Regions from separate parts of the Homo sapiens genome. Here all the other regions are linked to region 1. Evidence: chromatin loops called from intact Hi-C (ENCODE). Cell type or tissue: IMR-90. All regions are shown on one strand. Each heading gives the region's core, and the rest is flanking DNA. Links, peaks and the distances in the headings are about the cores only. Region 1 has its middle 8.1 kb from the start of LINC01422. Region 2 overlaps MIATNB (MIAT neighbor). Region 3 overlaps PITPNB (phosphatidylinositol transfer protein beta).

Region 1 (11,172 bases), core at 3,947-6,446:
GTGGGAGAGACGGGCATCCCACACCTGCAGTCATAGCCTCTGCTCCCATGTCTACATCAAGTACCCAGCTCAGACGGGGGGCGGTGGTATTTCTTTCACCAGCCTGCAGTTTGGCAGGTTCCTCAAAGAGAAATGCTCTTACGTTCATTTAAAAGTCTAAGTAGGGACAGCACAAATTATTAGTGTTTGAAATATTTATAAAGTCTCTTGTTTGCAATGGCATAGGAGGTGATAGACCACAAATAAAAGAAAACCGCAGATGCACCACGCATGTAGAGAGACGGAGAGGGGCAGGAATGTTGTCTGCCTGCCGCCACCTCATTTTTGAAGGCTGCTAAGCCAGGTGAATTTTCATTCTGTGTTTTCTGAAACTGACTTCCTTTCTACGGCTCTGTTCACCTCTCCCTCCTTAAAATGATCACCAGACACTTAAACGGAAGATTTCAACATCACAAACCATGAACATTAGGGCAAGCTGGGGGAAAGGCAGATGAAATCACTCTGTTTTTATTTTTGTTTTTTTGAGAAAAGGTTTCACTCCTGTCACCCAGACTGGAGTGCAATGGCATGGTCTCGGCTCACTGCAACCTCTGTCTCCTGGGCTCAAGCAATTCTCCTGCCTCAGCCTCCCAAGTAGCTGCAACTACAGTTGCATGCCACTGTGCCCGGCCAGTTTTTGTATTTTTGTAGAGACAGGGTTTCGCTATGTTGCCCAGGCTGGTCTTGAACTTGGCTCAAGTGATCTGCCGACCTCAGCCTCCCAAAGTGCTGGGATTACAGGCATGAGCCACTGCACCGGGCCAGAAACACTACTTTAAAATTTTTCTGGGAGTCTAAAATGATATCAAAATTAAAAAGTTTAAAAAACACACATACACACAACATAAACTTACACAGCGTTTAAGTTGGGGAAAAAAAGCATGGAGAAAAATAAATGTGCTTTTCTGATTTAATAGATGTAAAAACCAAAGTCACGCAGTGAGTCAAGGATGAAAAGTGAGGTCGTCCGTCCGACTTCCAGCCCAGACCTCCCTTTTTGCTGATCTTTGGCCACTTAAATGCACATGCTAATAATTTAGAAAATAGGTGCTTAGGTCCTGCTTTGGGAATTACCATGGCTTAAATGTATTCATTGATGTGCATATGTACATACATCTGTTTATACATGCATATGCATTCATTCACTCATATCAGTGAATGAATGAATGAATGAACTCATTTGCACTCATTTACTAACTCAGCAAGTACTGTGCTATGTGCAGGAGATGCAGCAGTGAGCAAGAGAGATTTGGCCCTGCCTTTCCTGAGCTAGTAAAAGACGTGGATTCAGGTAACGTCTTGCGCTTCCAGTTGATCCCACGAGGAGCTCTGGAGTGTGACTTGTACCCTAGAGTTGTCCTGCCTTGGAGTAAAGAGGCTGGCCTTTTGTACCCTTGTATTAGTCAATTATTGGCTACATGACACCAGTGTATCCAACTGGTGCAGAGGGGATGGTGCACCCTCTCCAGGATTTTCAGGTAAGGCAACTCCTGTCAGTGGAGGGCAGTGTTAGCTGTGGGGTGCTGCTGTGTTAGCAGCAAACATTCACCACGGCAGGGGGCTGGACTTACCAATGTACATTACCAGTTTAATATACATTTAATGTACAACACCAGTTTAATGCACATTTAATGTACCATCAAGGAGGTTGGATGCATTGACTTTTCAAAGGGGATCTGAGTGGGGCACCAATGGCATCTACTACGTGAGAGACAGAGCTTTATCCTACTGGGAAAGTGGGGGAGGCAATCTAGAATTCACACTTCTATGTGATCTCAATTTGAGGGATGAGGGAGCTGGGCTATTTACCCACCAACTCCTGGCAGCCCTTACTGAAGGTGACTCCTGGGGAGGTTAATTCTCAGTGTGGCCTGTGTGTAGCCACAGAGAGCTCCAGCAGCCGACAGTCATGTGCTGGAAGGTGGAGATTGGGCAGATGTGCTTGGAAATGGGGAGCATTATGGAAATGTGGGTGTGTGGGATGCCAAGATCATCTGCTCCAGGTGGCCTGGACCAATCAGACTTATCCCCCAGAAATGTGGAATGAGGAAGCTGGTGGAAGCTTGGAGTCTCAGGTCAGCTGAGGACCAGAGCAAGGAAATGACAGCTGTGGCTGGAGTGGTCATCATGGCCTTTTGCGTGGTGAAAATGTATGGGCATGAAGGTAAGGCGTCATCAGCATTAATGGCCAGGACAGATGGGGAGTAGGGAGCTGTGTGCATGGAGATGCTGGGGAGTCACTTGGGCAAGGGGGTAGTTGGCTGGGGACCCCACCTGGCTTCTGATTATTATTTTATTTGTTCATTCATTCTACAGATATTTATTGAGACTACTGAGATCATGATGTGCCAAGCATTGTGCTCAATGCGGGGAATATGAAGGAGGAATAAAACAGACAGGGTCCTTGCTCCCTTGGGGTTTATGTTTTATGTGTGTGTGGGGGTGGGGGTGGGGGCAGGTAGGAGGGGGGATAAGTAAATAAATGAACAAGATAATCAGAGAGTCAGGTACATTCAGTAAAGGAAACCCAACAGGGTGCAAGGTGGAGAGTATCTGATGATGAGGGTACTTTCAACAGGCGATCATAGGCAAATTCTGACCATCTCCACTTTACAGATGAGGAAACCGAGGCTTTGAGAGGGTAAGGAACTTGCCCAAGTGCATTCAGCTAGGAAGCGGCCCTTACTGTAGATCTCTTCTGTCTCTCTGTAATACCTTCTACTCCTTGGCTCTGGGTTAGTTAATTCCTTGAGCCAACAGAGATTAGAGCCACTCTTTTTGCTTTCCCTATCAGTGATTTTATGATTTGGAGAGCAGGACACTGATCCTCCTGAGTCCCTGCCCAGACCCTTCTGGGCACGCACTGGCCTGGGATGAGCTGTGACTCACAGCTTTGGGGCCATCCTCACATTGCAACTGTCAGGGTCCAGGAGAGTAGAGTGGCTCTGGGGACAGGGAGGCTCGTCCCGGCCCACCACTCGTTCACTGTGGGACCTTGGGCGAATGACCTCACTTCTCCAAGTCCCAGTTTCCTCCTCTGTCACATGCCAGCACCAGTTGTCTCTACCTCCTGGCACTATTGTGAAGATTAAACGAGCTAACACTTGTGTAGGAGTTGGCGCCGTGCCCAGCACAGTAAACACTCACATCAAGCTCAGTTTGGGCAGCTGCTGCCCCCAAATACTCTGATCACCTGTCGGAGGGTCCGAAGGGGCAGGGGAAGGCAGGCACTCTCATCCATGATCTTTAAGACCCTCAGCCCCTGAATGACCCTGAACCGGAGCCGGGGGTGGAGAAGAGGCAATTTTCCGACTTTGGGTCAGGACTGCCAAAGCCAATTAGGGAAGTCAGACGGGCGGCAGCCTCCAGCACCCAAGCAAACCGATGTGGCAGCCAGCGGAGGGGCCAGCTCACTCTGACCTTAAACCCAAACGCTCCTGCCCACATCTGCAGCTAAATAAACCAAGTAAATCATGCTGGCAGATAGATAATTAAATAATTATCAGGCACTTAATAACAAGGAGTGGGTGTTCTGAATTACCATATTAGACAGTGTCTTTGAGGACTAATTGTTGCATTACATCAGAGTTACTCATTCATTATTCTTGTCATTTCGGGTGATAATTTGCACTTTAGGAGACAGCGACAATTTTAGCAGGCAATTAGAGACGTGTCAGGCCTGGCCCCGTGAGTTACTGTCACAATTATTGCCTTTTTTTCCAGGGTCCTCATTTGCAGTCGTGTATTTAAGGGGATTTGGGTAATTCCAGGCCTGGGCAAAACAACCAACCCACGGGATAGCGGCAGGGTGAGGACACAGCAGCCGCCACCATTGGAGCAAGGAAGGGGCGGCTTTCCCAGAAGTGGTGGTGCGGAGCTCGGGCCAGCAGGCAGAGCTGAGCAGGGCTGTCGGAGCCACATCCAGTCACTGAAAACGAGAGTTCTACCTCCCAAGTAGTTCGTGATGCTGTCTGTTCCTCTCTTGGCTTCTTGCCACCCACTCAACCTAGGCTTTTGTTACTGCTTACCTGAACCTTTGCGATGAGTTCTTCCCAGGCCCTGGGGAGGCAGAAAGGAGGAGAGAATGAGAAGGGAGAACAGAGAAGAGGAGAGGGGAAGGAGTAAAAGAGAGGAAGGAAAAAAGATGTAGAAATCGTGTTTTTAACTTTCTGTCTTTGATGATGCTTGGGAATTGTGGAGGTCTTGAGGATCCAAGGAGGGAGTGCCCCTCCCAGGGTTAGGTAATTCCTAGAGGTAGCAAACCACTTCTCTTCTGAGCAAGCCTTTGATATGCAAACCAACCAATCCTGAGTCTTTTTTTCAACCTCCTGCCTTCCAGGACGCTATCCCCCTGTTCCAAATCACCCCAGGACCAGGAACCAGACAACTAGGGACTGCCCCTATAGCCCAGAGTCAGCCGAAATTATTCAAAATGGCCAATGCTAAGTCTGCCTACCCTGGCTCACCTGTTCTTTCCAGTAAAACCCATGATATTGTTATCATTAGTATTATTACTGTTTTTGAGACAAGGTCTCACTCTGTCTCCCAGGCTGGAGTACAGTGGCACAATCTTGGCTCACTGAAACCTGTGCCTCCCAGGCTCAAAAGATCCTCCCACTTCAGCCTCCCAAATAGCTGGGAGGACAGCGTGCACCACCGTGCCAGGCTAATTTTTTGTACTTCTTGTAGAGGCTGGGTTTCACCATGTTGCCCAGGCTAGTCTCGAACTCCTGGGCTCAAGAGATCTGCCTGCCTCGGCCTCCCAAAGTGCTGGGATTATAGGTGTGAGCCACCATGCCCAGCCTATTATTATTATTATTATTTTATTTTGGCTACCATTAACTGAGAAAACAAAATCCATGATAAAGGCCCTGGCCTATGCTTTCCCTGGCTGCTTCTGCCCTGTGTAACGTGTTACGCCCCCTCCTCTTGGGAACTGTGAGTAATAAACTATCTTTTCAATAGCAGTCGTCTTCCTGCTGTGTGGGTCTCACCTAAATAAAAACAAAATCCTGTGTGCAAAATAGAAAAGAGTATAGGAAACAAGAGAAGAGAATAGAAGAAGGAAGAGAAAAATGAAAGAAAAGAAAGAAGAGAGGGAGATGGAGAGAGAAATAAGAGAGAAAAGGGAACGGGAGAAAAAAGTTTGAAAGAAGGAGAGAGAAGACTGGAGAAAATGAAGAGGGAGAGAGATGAGAAAAGGGAAAAATCAATGTGGAAAGGAAGGAAAGGGAGAGGGAGAAGAAAGAGATGGGGGAGAAGTGGAGGAAGAAGGGGAAGACTGGAGGGAAGTTTGCATGTGAAAGTTATATATGAAACCAACATTTTTTTTTCCATTGCTTGGAGTGTTTACTTTTCAGTGAAATCCAGTGTCTGGGTTCATTTACCCACAGCTGACTCACTTGACCCTGGGCAACTTCAGAACAGACACCACGAATCAATGACTCAGAATAGGCTCTCAGAAAATATTTTTAACTGGCTCCACAGTGTGAATCAAGAAAAATAAAGCACGATTAAATACAAACGTGAAACTCCACAGAAAGAGAAGAGTTTCAGCTTCAAAGCAATGACTTCTTAGCTCTGTTCTTAGCAATTAGACAGGAAGAGACTGCAGTGGCTGAACTGGGCCTCCTTTTTCCTTGGCTTAGACTTGGAAGGAATTATCGGTTCAGAATGCATGCTGCCAGGAGAGAGGGCAGCTGCTGGAGGAATGTGTGGCCCAGTAACAGTCAGAGGTAGTAAAACTCCGTGCCTCAGAATGTAGGCCTGGAGTCTCAGCTCCACTACTTATTAGCTGTGTGACCTTGGGCAAGTCACATTTCTGAAATCATAATTTTCTCATCTCAAGGTTGATGTGCTAGTGGGCTTTGCTGAGCTTTATAACAAAATCAAGTCTATAAAGAATTATGGGCCAGGCACTGTGGCTCACACCTGTAATACTACACTTTGGGAAGCCAAGGTGGGGGGATCGCTTGAGGCCAGGAGTTTGAAACCAGCCTGGGCAGCATAGTGAGACTCCCATCTCTACAAAAACTAGAAAAACTAGCTGGGTGTGGTGACGAGCACCTGTAGTGCCAGACACTTGGGAGGCTGAGGGGGAAGATCTCTTGAGCCCAGGAGTTGGAGGCTGCAGTGAGCTCTGACTGAACCATTGCACTCCAACCTGGGTGGCAGAGTGAGACCTTTACTCTCCACTAAAAAAATGCATAGGACCTGATGCAAAGAAAGTGTTTCTGGGTAAGTGGGAGCTACTGTTTTATTATTATTATTTTAAATTTGATTTAGTGTATGGTTATCTGTCCCTGTGTGGCTTTGATCTGAACCCACCATCTCCCTGGTCCTATCGGGTTAGAAGGTGATTCTGGTGTTTGGGCTGGTTCCCTCTGGCACTGGAACTGGCCCTTCCTAAGATGGTTCCTCTGAGGGTTAGGATTTTCCCTTGACCTCACTCCTTGGGGCATGCTACCCCAAACGTCGCAAGTCCACTCCCTGGCTGGGAAGCAGAAGGAAGGGCCATCTACAACATGCACTCAGCATCCACTGCATGCCAAGCCTCATGCCAACCACATAACATTCATCACTTTATTAAGCCTCACAGTAGCCTCTGAAGTAGGGGCAAGTAATCCATTCCCATTTTACACATGAGACAGGCAAAGAGAGGTAGAATAGGTTCTTTAGGGTGATACAGCCACTCAGTGGCAGAGTCAAGATTTGAGCCTGACTCAGGATCTTTTTGCAGTCTTCCCTGTCTCCTAAGATGCAATATCATTACCTGATGTGGTCACCCCACAGGTGAAAAACTCTAACAGTGCTTTGAACCCATTTCTGCAGCAAGAGTTGGCTTCATACGCAAAATGGGTTTTTCCCAAATGTGTAAAAAATTATATTTGAAGAAAACCACAAACGATTATGTAAAAAGTAAAAGTGACTGTGGACATTGCATTTTAAGGATAAGTATAACATATATAAATCTATGTGTGTATATATATACACACACACACACATACATCCTACACGCACGCACGCACACATATATGCATAAGCTAAATGGAGTTAATTAAGTTAAAACCACAGTAAATCTGACAGATTCATATTAACACGATGGTCAAAACTGTAGGAAATATAGTATTTTGAAAAAGAATAAATCCAGCCAATTACAGATTTATGTTGACGCCAGCACAGTTACCACCGTTTTACAATAATCATTGATCAATCAACGTTTTATGACAAAACTATAATTTTCACGTGTTTCACCCTCACCTAAAAGTTTCCTCGTTTGCTTAATTCCCGGAATGTGATTCCATAAATCTTTCTCTTTGCGATATTAAGTAGATAATAAGAATGCCATGTAAGATTTGCTTATGGTTTAAACCACAGTTGCAAATGATTTATAATTAGGGCCAAATCTAAGACAAAACATTATTAAAGTCAAAACCTGCTGTAAATTGGTGCGGTTGGCTTGGGCATTTAGGAATTTATCGGGGTTTGATGCCAGTATTTCCTCTGGTGATTTCCAAGGGGTCTGCTGACACCAAGGGGAGATATTTATGATTAAGGGAAAGCTGCAGAACTACCGGGGTGTCCCTGGTGGCATCAGCCAAGGGGACTGCCAGGCCTGACTCCGTGTGTCATCATCAAAGGCAAAACCCTCAGTGTGGGTCTCTCTAGGCATGTCAGCCAACACTGAGGTGCTCAGAGTCCACCCTGCTCTTCCCACGGGCCGATCTCCTTGGAGTTTTCAGCTGAAGAAGTTTCTTGGAACAAATCAGACCATGAGAGTGTCACTTGTGCAACATGTGTTTATTGAGCACCTACTATGTGCAAGGTCTTGGGGATACAGTGGTTAACTAATGAAGCAAATATCTCTGCTCTCATAGTGTTGTGGAGAAGAGACTTAATCCTCTACACATAGGAGGTAAGGCAGAGGCCAATGTAGGTGGGAGGCCCTGGAGAGATGCGGGTAATGGGGGAGAGGGAAGCAGGTAGGAAGTGGGAGAGAAGCTAGACTGTTGGAGAGTGGGAAGGGAGGCTGGTGGGAGGTGAGGGGGAAGTTACAGGGATACAGGGGAGGCTGGTAAGGGGTGGGAGGGAGGATGTAGAGTCCATTTAAAATAAAGTTGTCAAGGAAGGCCCCCTGGAGGAGGAGGTGGTTCCTTTGTTTTAGGGGTGGAGGAGTGAGCCAGGGTCTGTCTAGGGAAAGAGCATTGGTAGATCTCTTTCTGAGGAGGAGAGATCAGTAAATGCAGAGGCTGTGAGAAGACAGCATCCCAGCACACATAAGTAACAGGGAAGAGCCCAGTGTGACTGCAGAAGAGTGAGCGATGGGGAGATCGGGGAGTGGAGTCAGGGCTCAGGCCATGCGCTGCCAAGACCTTGGATTTCTGGTGATGGGGAGGCCATAGGGGAGGGTTGAACCAGGTGGTGACCTACTCAGATAGACATTTCAAAAATAATTGTTTTGGATACTGTTTGCACAAATGACTGTAGGGCCAGGAGCAAGATGGGAGGCATTCCTGCTATCCAGGTGGGAAAGGAAGGTGGCCAAGACCAAGAGGTAGAGAGGGGAGAGATGAGTGCACTTGAAGTCATTTTTGGAATAGAGCTGCCAGGACTTGTTGATGAATTGGACATTGGATGTGACAAGGAGGGAGGAATAAAGGTTGGGTTGTTTGAGTGAAGGTTGAGTTGTTTCAGGCCTGAGCACCTATTTGCATGATGGTGCCTGTTCCTGAAATGAGGACTGGAGGTGATACCAGGTTAGAGAAAGAGTGGCATGGGATCTAGATTTTGGCGAGGGGTTGTGAAGCTTGAGATGCCGTTAGTTTCCAAATGGAGAGGTCAAGGGAGCAGATGAATATGTGAGTCTGACCTCTTTTGGGAGAGAGATCAGGCTGGAGTGAGAAAATATGAAGGCATCAGCCTAAGGATGGGTTTAAGCCATGAGGTCACCAAGAACCGAGGACAGATAAGTACAAGGGAACATCTGCAGCTGAGTCCCGAAGCCTGCAAGATTTAGGCATTGGGGGAAAGGAGAAGCACCCGATAGTGGACATCCAGAAGGAGATTTCACTGACATTGGAGGAAACCAAGAGCATGTGGTGTCCTTGGAGAGAACATCAACCCACAAAGGTGAAGCCATCAGTGGTATCAAATACGGCTGAGAGGTCAAGTAAGATGACAATGGACTCTGACTACTGGCTTTGGAAACATGATGGTCTTCGGCCACGTGGACATCAAAAGTTCTGAATTCTTGGACTGCACTTTGACATTTTTTCATCAACCTCCCTGTAAGACATTTCAAGAATCAATGGTGTCAAAATTGCTTAATTTCTTGGAGACCTGTTTTTGAAGAGCATCCTCTACTGCATGACAGCTGCCTTGGTATGATCACCTAGGAGGTATTGCTTCCAGGGGAATACCAAGGAAATCTGCTTCTTTTGAATAACTGACTATATTTTCCATCTTTAAACACGTAGATTCCTATTCCCTTCTTTGCTTTGGCCACTAGTTGCTTAGCAACTGCATCCGGACAGCGTGTTTTGTGTGCCAAACTCATTCTTGGTTCCATCCTATTTTTTATTCTCATTTTCCCTTTGCCCTGGTTACCTTCTCTATTTTATTTTAATCCTCTTGTAATGTGCACTTTTCTCTCTAACGTGTGTATTTCTGGTGTGTAATCACTGTAAATTTCTCTGGAACCATATGGGGGTAAATAGTGTGACAAATGCCAAATGTTATGACTGTTACGTAGATATCCCTGAGCCTTGATTAAGAACCCGCATGCATCCCGATGGGGAGAAAAGAGACCTGGGCATGGAGCCAGGAGGTATTTACTCTAGTTCTGGCTCTGTCCCTAAATAGCTGGGTGACCCTGGCAAATCTAGTCCCCTCTCTGAATCTCAGCTACTTCCATTATCACACACAGGGGTTATAGTAGCTTGGGATTAGCAAACAAGAGGCGCCCATGCACTGACCATCACCTGGTTCCATAGCAGACATCACTCATCAATTAGGCACTCTTTGGCATTGGGCTTAAACAAGACATCAGAATCCTTCTTAACACCGTACCTCAGGCCATGGCTACCAGTTAATGGGAGTTGGCGTGCTAAAGGAGGCCTGTTTGCACTATGGGACTAAGCAACATTTCCATGTGAGATTGATTGTTGCTGATGAACTAGAACCCCAGTACCATCTGTAGTGGCTGGTGTTCTATTGTCCACATGATAGCATTTCAAAGCAGAGGGGATGGAAAGGCATTGTGGGAAGGCTCTATAATAACTATATAAAATTATAAAGTATGCCATGTATATCCTAGCATTTGTCATTGGATGTATGAATATACCCTTAAGTATATCCATAGAGGGTATGGTCAGACCATACCCTCTGTTTACTTAAGCTGAGCGTTTAGGACCTCAGGATATACAGGCTCACTGAATGCTAAATCTCAGAGATAATGATTTGCCTTCTATTGGAATAAGCAAAATCAGTAATTTCCATGATCACTAAAATGTGTTGTTTTTTTTCTTTCCAAATAGAAATAAAGACATAATCCAACATTTCTGTTTAAATCACCCTTTACATGTCTGGGAAAAAAGAAAAAAAAACTTTTCTTAATAGAGAAACTGGGAAACTAACTTTTAATTAATTAATTGATGTTCAAAAAATTCCCCGTTGCCTAGTGTAATTGAGTGTATCTATATGTCTGTGTTCTTTGAGATTCACAGGGCCATAACTATGTGACTCACACAGTACTAAGACCTCCCTAATTAATTCCTTCCTATAACCCTTTGAGGTGGCTAATTTTATTATTCCCATTTTAGCACTGAGAAAATTGAGGCTCAGAGAGTGACCAGATCAAAGTGCTTTCAAAAACTATCTTCAAAGATATCTCCGCTATAACAAAATCCTCACCAAAAACTTACAAGAATTCTGGCTTTCTATCCTCGTTTTTGAAACCTCAATGAGAAATTGATGGCTTCAATAGAGATTCTGTGAACAGGCTTTTATCTCAGAAAGAGGGTGATATTTTCTACATTTTCCCATTTCTCCATTTAATCCCCCTTCAACCTGAGAGCTAGGCATGGTTGTGATACCCCTTTTACAGATGAGAATAAAAAGGCTTTGAAAGTGGTG
Region 2 (5,357 bases), core at 2,858-5,357, 220 kb before region 1:
TGCTCTGGGCGCTGGGACCTGCACCTGGGCTTTTTCGTCATGGTGCTTTTATAGCCTAGTGGGAGAGTTGGTGAAGTAGATAGTGATTCAGTGAGATGGGTGTTATGATTGGTCAGGGGTCTGTGGGAGCACCAAGGAGACAGACAAGATTGATGTGCACCTACTCTGTGCCAGGCGTGTGCCAGGCATTGGGGATGTAGTGGTAGTTAAACACCATTTGGTCTTCAGGAGCTTTAATTCTAGTGTGTTGGGTGCAGGGGGGTGGAATGGGGACAGAGAGACACCTAATCCACCCTGTGGTGGCTTTCTGGAGAGGGAGGCATCTAAGCTGAGCTGTGGCTGGGTGGAGTGTGGGTGGGGATGAGTTCCGGGCAGCGAGAGTGGTGGACACCAGTTTCTGGGGATCAGAGAGGATCCAAAGAGGTTCTGGAAGGTTCATGTGGAATGTAGCAAGAGATAGGAGACATGGACATGGTGCCGGGTCTGGTTGCCAAGAAGTTTAGATTTTATCCTTAGGCCTTGGGGAGCGACGGATATGATCTGAGAAAGGGAGTTAGTGGATTTGAGTTTTAGGCTGGCCATTTGGCTTTTCCAGCCCAGGTGGAACTCAGAGGAGTTTGCAATGGCCTCTGGCCACATTTTAGACAACTGAGCAGAACTTTTTGAAACTAGGAAGACCCTTTGGTCCATCTTTTGATAAACAGAATCCATACATGTCTACCCCAGTTGGAAGTATCTCTGCAATGACTGGAAAGTAAAGAGGACCAAGGTGAAAATAAAGGCTCGGAAGGGGAGCAATCTTGAAAACATGTCATCCCATGGTGGTGGGAAGTCCCTGGAGAAGATCAGGGGAAACACAGTCATAGGCTGCAAGTCTATAAGATAATTCCATTGGGGAGGGAGCCCATTTGTCATGCATGGCTGCAAGGGGCAGATACAAGTGTGGAGTAAGCTTGCAAGAGCTGATCCTGGTCCCAGAGAGGGAAAAATATGCCTTGGTGGGTAATGAACCTTTTGTTCCCAGAGGCAGAAGGATTGGGACTAGGCCAACATAGAGATTGGCGATGGTTGTGAGATTCTAAGAGTGTGTGTGCATCTTGACAATATTAGAGGAGGCTGAGCCCAAGCAGGCACATTCTCTTCGACCCCTCCCTCATTCAGTCTGCTTTGGAGTCTACTGAACATCAAGCTTGCTATGAGCAGGATCTTAGAGCTGAGGAATTGGCCTCCCAATCCGAACAGGTGTTATAATCCTTTCTTAATAGGTTGTGCTGTGGACCCAATGTGAGGGCTGTGCTGGTGTAAATGGTGACATGTTGAGCTGGGGGGATGCTTTCGGGGTGGGGGGACTGGTTCCATTCCATCAAAGGCCCTCTTGAGAGTCTATCCAGGGACCCATTGTTTTACTTTAACAGACCAGAAAAGATGTTTGTTTTCCATGTCATTACCCCCAGGGGATACCGAATGTGTGGGTAGAAATTTCTCTGTAGATTAAAAATCAGATTTTTACATGGATTCAACAAAGGAGCGTCACTTGGATTTTTGTTTTCATCCATGAATGTAGCTGCTTCTGTGTAAAATGCCATTTTGCTATTAAAAATCAATTCACGCTGGAAACATGACTGTGGCCTATGAAGCAGAAGGGACGTGCTGTTTAGGGGAGAGGGGGCAGCCAGTGGCATTCTCAAGGAGCAGGGGTGGGCTCTCTCGGTGAGTCAGCCTTTCCTCAAGAGTGACCCTAGAAGTCAATATAATAGGGTATTTTATTTTTTAATTTTGGTAAAATAATCATAACATAAAACTTCACCACCATAATAATTTCTAAGTGAACATCTTGGTGGTATCATTCACATTGTTGTGCAACCATTATCACCATTGGTATTTATTTTTCTTTTCTTTTTTTTAGAGATGAGGTCTTGCTATGTTGCCCAGGCTGGCTTTGATCTCCTGGTCTCAAGCGATCCTCTTGCTTCAGCCTCTTGAGTAGCTGGGACTGCAGGCGTGCACCACTGTGCCTGGTGGTATTTTTAAAAAATAACACTTCTTTATGCCTAGGGCAGTGCTTCCAGAAATCCAGGTTCTTATTGCCAGGGAATTTGTTTATTTTATTATTATTTTTTTTTTGAGATGGAGTCTTGCTCTGTTGCCCAGACTGGGGTGCAGTGGCGCGGTCTCGGCTCACTGTAAGCTCTGCCTCCTGGGTTCACGCCATTCTCCTGCCTCAGCCTCCTGAGTAGCTGGGACTACAGGCACCCACCACCACGCCCGGCTAATTTTTTGTATTTTTAGTAGAGACGGGGTTTCACCGTGTTAGCCAGGATGGTCTCGATCTCCTGACCTCGTGATCTGCCCGCCTCGGCCTCCCAAAGTGCTGGGTTTACAGGCTTGAGCCACCGCGCATGGCCTGCCAGGGATCTTATACTTCACTGGGGAGTCAAAGAGTTCCTTGGTGACAGAGAAAAAGATAGAGTTTAGTGTGTGATCGTGAAGGACTGGCAAATATAAGCCACACACATCGCCACTCTTCCCTTCAGCATCCTTGACAGACATTGCAAGTTGATTGCCTATCTCTCTTTGGGAACTTGGGTGCATTTTCAGGCTCTTTCTCAGAACAGTGTTCTGGGTAGCCAAGTTTTAAAAGAACTTTGGAGTCAGTCTTAGGATTGAGACTACTGATAATCCTCAGTTTGAATCCCAGCTTTGCCACACACCTGCTGTTAGATCTTGGGGATGATTGCCCTTCCCTGAGCCTCCATCGGCTCTGTAGAATGGGGAGACCACTCCCACCTCATAGGGCCATTGTGAAGGTTCCCAAGCGTTCTTGCAGAGCTAAGACAGCGCTTGATGCCCTGCAAGTGTTCCCTGAAACCTCATTCTGTGTTAGCACCAGATGATGAGATTGGGGGCCAGAGGTGCTCTGTTGGAAAGAAGGTCAGGAGGAGGTGGGGTGAGGGTGGGGGCAGTAAGGGATGGCTTTCTGGGAGAATCAAAACTTGAGGGGAACCTTGAAGGATGGGGAATAGTCAATAAATCAGGAGAAAATAGTGATGGTGCAGGGCATTTCAGGATGGCTTCTCCAAGATTCATTGGACTGGTTCGGTAGGAGATGAGGATATTGATAGGATATTGGGGTGGGGGCAGGGTGGACACTTCAGAGGAGGTTACAGATTGAGCTAAGAAGTGGAGGCTGGTCTGTGCAGCAGTGTTCAAGGCGTGGTAAGAAGAGTTGGGAATCTCCCACGGCTGGCAGAACTTGTGAGCCCCCCTGCCCTCAAAGGACTACAAGACCCCTAATGAGAAGAGAGCTTCCTCCCAGTCCTCCTTTCTCTTCCTCCTCTCCCTCCCTCTATTCACCCAGCAGCTGTTTACTGAGTCCTTCTTTTATAGTGGGCACTGCCCTAGCCTCTGGGATGCCAGGTTGCTGGCCTTTCTGTTACCAGTGCACCTATTTGCTCTCGCCTGGGTACCTACTTTTGCACTGGCTTTTCCCGTCACTTAGAATGTATGTCCCTCTGGTTTTCACGTGGCTGACTTCTTGTTGGCGCTCAGCTGAACATCACTTGTTCAGAGAAGCCTCCCCTGACCACCCTGTCCACAGTACTCTATCACTGCAGTTCTCAAACATTTTGGCTTCAGGCTCTTTACACTCTTGCCATATGACGCACAGTGCTAGCTGATTGCCTGCCTATCTTTGGGAACTTGGGTGCATTTTCAGCCTTTTTCTCAGAAAAGTGTTCTGGGCAGCCAGGCCCAGTTGCAGGTGTTTTTTCAAAGGCATTGTGGATGCTGGCCACTCACAAGGCTCAACTGGCCCCTGTTTCATTCATTCAGCAAAATGTTGTTGAGTCCTACTGTGTGTCAAATACAATGCTGGGTGCCCAGGGCACAGCAGACAGGCATCACCCCTGCAGAGTGCAAAGCCCAGGAGAGGCAGTGAATGGAAACTAGATTTGGATGGGGGACAGGGACAGAAGGAAACCATTGTAGAGACTCTGCCATGTTGTAAATTAAAACAGAGACGTTTTAAAAAGACTTGTTTATTCATGGAAAAATCACAATAACAATAATAAACCCATCGCATATTAACAAAAATAACACATGCTTTATTATGAATAACCGTATTTTCCAAAGCAAAATAAATTTAGTGAGAAGACAGCATTATTTTACTTTCTTAGGGTAAATCTCTTTAATGTCTGGCCTAATAGAAGACAGATTGTGTTGCATTCTGATATCTGCCTCTGCATTTAGTCTGTTGCATGTCAGTGTCGTGTAGCTCCTGGGAGTCCAGTCCGCTTTGTAGGTGCTCTGTGGCCCAGCCAGAGCTGTAGTTCACAGGAGCGACCAGGAGATGGTGGTGTTGCACCAAACCCTCACTGCTTATTATTGGAAACTCAGTTCCTCTCAGGGGCATTTGGGGCTGGATGCTCTACGGGATACTCTGGAAATCACAGAGTTTTAGGGCATTGAGTAGGACTTGGCATGGGTGGGACAAGGATAGGGACTGGAGAGAATGCAGCTGAGGACAGAAACTCTGGAAAACCACTCTTCATTTTTGCGGAGGGCTCCTTTTCTTTTCTCTCTCTCTCTCCCTCCCTCCTTCCCTCCCTCCCTCCTTCCCTTCCTCCCTCCTTCCCTCCCTTCCTCCCTTCCTTCCTTCCTTCTTTTCTTTTTTTTCCTTTTTTTTTTTATGGAGTCTCACTCTATCGCCAGGCTGGAGTGCAGTGACGCGATCTCGGCTTACTGCAACCTCTGCCTCCCAGGTTCAAGCGATTCTCTTGCCTCAGCCTCCCTAGTAGCAGGGGTTACAGGCGCCTGCCACTGCACCTGGCTAATTTCTGTATTTTTAGTAGAGTCGGGGTTTCACCATCTTGGTCAGGCTGGTCTTGAACTCCTGACCTTGTGATCCACCCGCCTCGGCCTCCCAAAGTGCTGGGAGTGAGCCACCTTGCCCAGCCGAGGGCTCCTTTTCCTAACAGAGGCCAAGCCAAGTGACTTCCCCTCTCTAAGCCTCAGCTTACTCCTCCACCAAATGGGCAAAGTACGCCTTTGGCTTCCATTCCATCCTGCCACTCTCAGCAGGGTTCACTATTTTGATAACACTGGTGTTTTCAGCAATGCAGGATCCCCCAACCATCGACCTCTGAGGCCTAGACTATTCCAAGAACTCGCTGATGCTGTGAGCTCTTCCTGCAGGCAAAACTGTTCCTTCTCTCTCCACCTCCAAACACACCTTCATTCACCTGGATTGAGTTAAAGTGGCCGGTACTGTTTTCCGAGTGTTTGCTCCATGCAGGCTCTGTGCTGAATGGTTTGGACACATTGATGTATGAAGTGCTCAGAAATAGTTTACGAGTTTC
Region 3 (2,500 bases), core at 1-2,500, 970 kb after region 1:
AAAAAAAGGAGAATTAATATAAATAGGTATCTATGTATGGTACAAACATTCCTAACAAAATAAACTACAGGAATCAGAAAATATACCAAATAATAGTAATTAAATGAGACTACAACTAATTTTTTTCTTTTGTGTACAATTATTTTCAAAGTTATCATTTAAAAATTTAAAAAAACCTAATACACTGAAAAACAAATTGACTCTAAAGAAGTTTTTTTGCCCTCAGCAGAGTATTTTCGGACAAAGACCAACTTTACCCTAAATTATCTGGGTACTATTTCAAGTCTTCATTCTTCTTTCACTATAAACAATCTGGCTTTTGGCTTCTTTTTTCTGATGTTTAATAAATTAAATCTAAACAAAGCTAAACAAAATCAAGTTAAAAGCTGAATTAAGATCTTTAATACGTAACTTTAGTCCATCCCATATTTAATTTTTCTTGAAAGCAATCACAAGGTATACATGCAAAATAAAATGATCAACTCTTCTAGGTTATCAGCAACATGCTAGTGAAGAAATGTGTAACCTTTAAAATGTGAAAAATCTCAATGGGGCAAATATTTGGGACCCCACTCTCAGAGCAATGTTCTAGAATCCACAGGACCCAAAGAAGTTCCAGCGTCTCTGCCTAGCTCTCAAGAGGTTCACAGCCTGTGGCAAGGCAAAGCTTCCTCTCTGGCTTTAAAAAAATACAAATGTTGCGCGGAGGGTGAAAGGAAGGAGAGGAACAAAAAAGATAACTATTGGGTATGGGCAGGGGAGGGGCGGGCGGTGAGAAATACTATGTACAACAAATCCCCGTGACATGTGTTTACCTACATAACAAACCTTCACATGTACCCCCAAACCTAAAATAAAAGTTTTAAAAAAATGTTTTCTGATTCTTTCTTCTTCATTGGCTAAAAAACAACCCCAAAGCAAATAAAACCAAAATCTGAATTAAGATCTTTGACACATAACTCCAATCCAGCCCAAACCTAACATTTTCCTCCTCTAAGGCAAAACAGTTAACTCTTTGCTAATCTGCGAGTAAATAAAATGATTTTGCTAATAAATTGAGTTTTACATAAAGCATGAAAATTTAAAAGGACAACTTAAAAAGGTAAAGAATGGTTGATTACAAAGAGAACAATCAAAAGTTCTACAAGATGAACGTCATGGGCTAACAAGAACCTCAAATTATGACTCATTGCTACGTAATTTAAATTTCATCTGTAATACAGTAAGCACTAGTTGTGAAATGTTTCCAAAATTGTATTTAAATAGTTTGTATATTCACTGAATTCCTTACATTTCATGTTTCTAACTGTAAATGAAACTCCCAAGCCTGAGTCATGTTTTTAATTTAACAACACATATTAGGTTACTCTAAGGTATGTGGATGAGGTCTTAGGGGGAGTAATGTATACTAGAGGCACACAATGTAACTAAACAAAACACAGTGTGTTTAACTGGAGGAGTGAGCAATCAGTACATGTTATCCACAAGAACTAGTTTCTCGAATCTGTGACAAACAAATATAAACAAACGTAAAAGAGATTTAACATTTTTTAAAAAGAATCCAAAGGCATTCTGGAAATGTATTTTCTAAAAATACAGTCCCTTCAGTTTCATGAGACTTGTCAAGTTTACACATACTTTTTCCTATTTAAAACTGTGTTGGGATGAAGATGGAATAGGTATGTGCTACACTGAACCAGAGTTAACGCTTTGCAAAGACACAGCAGTTTCTGTAAGGCTCATAACTGTCTTCATATTTTCATTTTTCAATTTTAGGCAATGTGAATGCTTAATTTCAGCTGCTGATTCTGTGATGTTAAGTTTCCAACCCAGATTTCACCAAGAAAGTTAAAAATAAATGCACTGCTGGGAGTGCTGCCAGTGTGTGTGCATCAGTAAATATCAACACAAGATTACGAAATATATGTGACGTCTATGTACTGAAATTTCAAGCAGAACCCCATTCCCCAACTCAGCTATTCTCTCTATTTAGGTAACCTAAACTTTATTTAGGTAACCATTTATTTTAGTAGCCATTTGGACAGACCTAAATTGGACATTATATTTCTGTAAATACATGGGAAGTCCAATATTTGATTTTTATTTGGTTTAAGGTAGTTAACTTGAATCTAGCAAATACTTACAAGCCCCTACTATGAGCAAACCTCCCTGCTTGGCACTGACCCATATCAAGGTAAGTCAGACACAAAGCCTACCGTTTAAAATTCAGTGTGAACAACAGGAGATGGAGGAGGTGGGGGGAAGGAAGACAGGGGGAATACATAAACCACCACCCTGACCCAAGACACACTGGGAGCCATGAGAAGGTCATCGGCAAGACTCTAGTGGCATTCAAAGGTGGGGAAGTCCCATCTGGTGGGGTAAATGGAAAATATTAAATGGAAGAAGTAAACATGAGATTAAATGTGAGTTTAAAAAGACTGAACTAATTGTAGGTTAATCTAATTTCACAAAAAGGCGAAATAAGATCCAGACAGGA

Evidence for each region. Hi-C counts contacts between places; a loop is a spot of excess contacts. Peaks named below come from ENCODE experiments on the same cell type or tissue, not always from the same donor. Only the 100,000 strongest peaks of a DNase experiment are listed, where the experiment ranks them.
Region 2: a loop joins it to region 1, with 4 times the contacts of the local background. A loop is called at or near these places in 3 of 110 quality-filtered maps.
Region 3: it touches region 1 in a loop (6-fold over the local background); 2 of 110 quality-filtered maps call a loop at or near these places.

What each region holds. Positions count from the first base shown.
Region 1 is chr22:26,889,577-26,900,748 of GRCh38, forward strand. No RefSeq gene overlaps it. Among named protein-coding and RNA genes, the nearest start is that of LINC01422, 8.1 kb to the right of the region's middle. In IMR-90, for the core only: no CTCF peak of the experiment used is centred there; a DNase peak (open chromatin) is centred at 5,445; H3K27ac peaks cover 837 bases.
Region 2 is chr22:26,674,862-26,680,218 of GRCh38, forward strand. All of the region lies in intron 1 of MIATNB (MIAT neighbor), which reads left to right. It overlaps MIAT (myocardial infarction associated transcript), which reads left to right. Exons shown (of 5, transcript NR_033320.3): 5 at 1-1,617. Among named protein-coding and RNA genes, the nearest start is that of MIATNB, 4.7 kb to the left of the region's middle. In IMR-90, for the core only: a CTCF peak has its summit at 4,336 (motif pointing right); a DNase peak (open chromatin) is centred at 4,350.
Region 3 is chr22:27,865,000-27,867,499 of GRCh38, forward strand. All of the region lies in intron 8 of PITPNB (phosphatidylinositol transfer protein beta), which reads right to left. Among named protein-coding and RNA genes, the nearest start is that of PITPNB, 53 kb to the right of the region's middle. In IMR-90, for the core only: no CTCF peak of the experiment used is centred there; DNase peaks (open chromatin) are centred at 1,312 and 1,892; H3K27ac peaks cover 1,974 bases.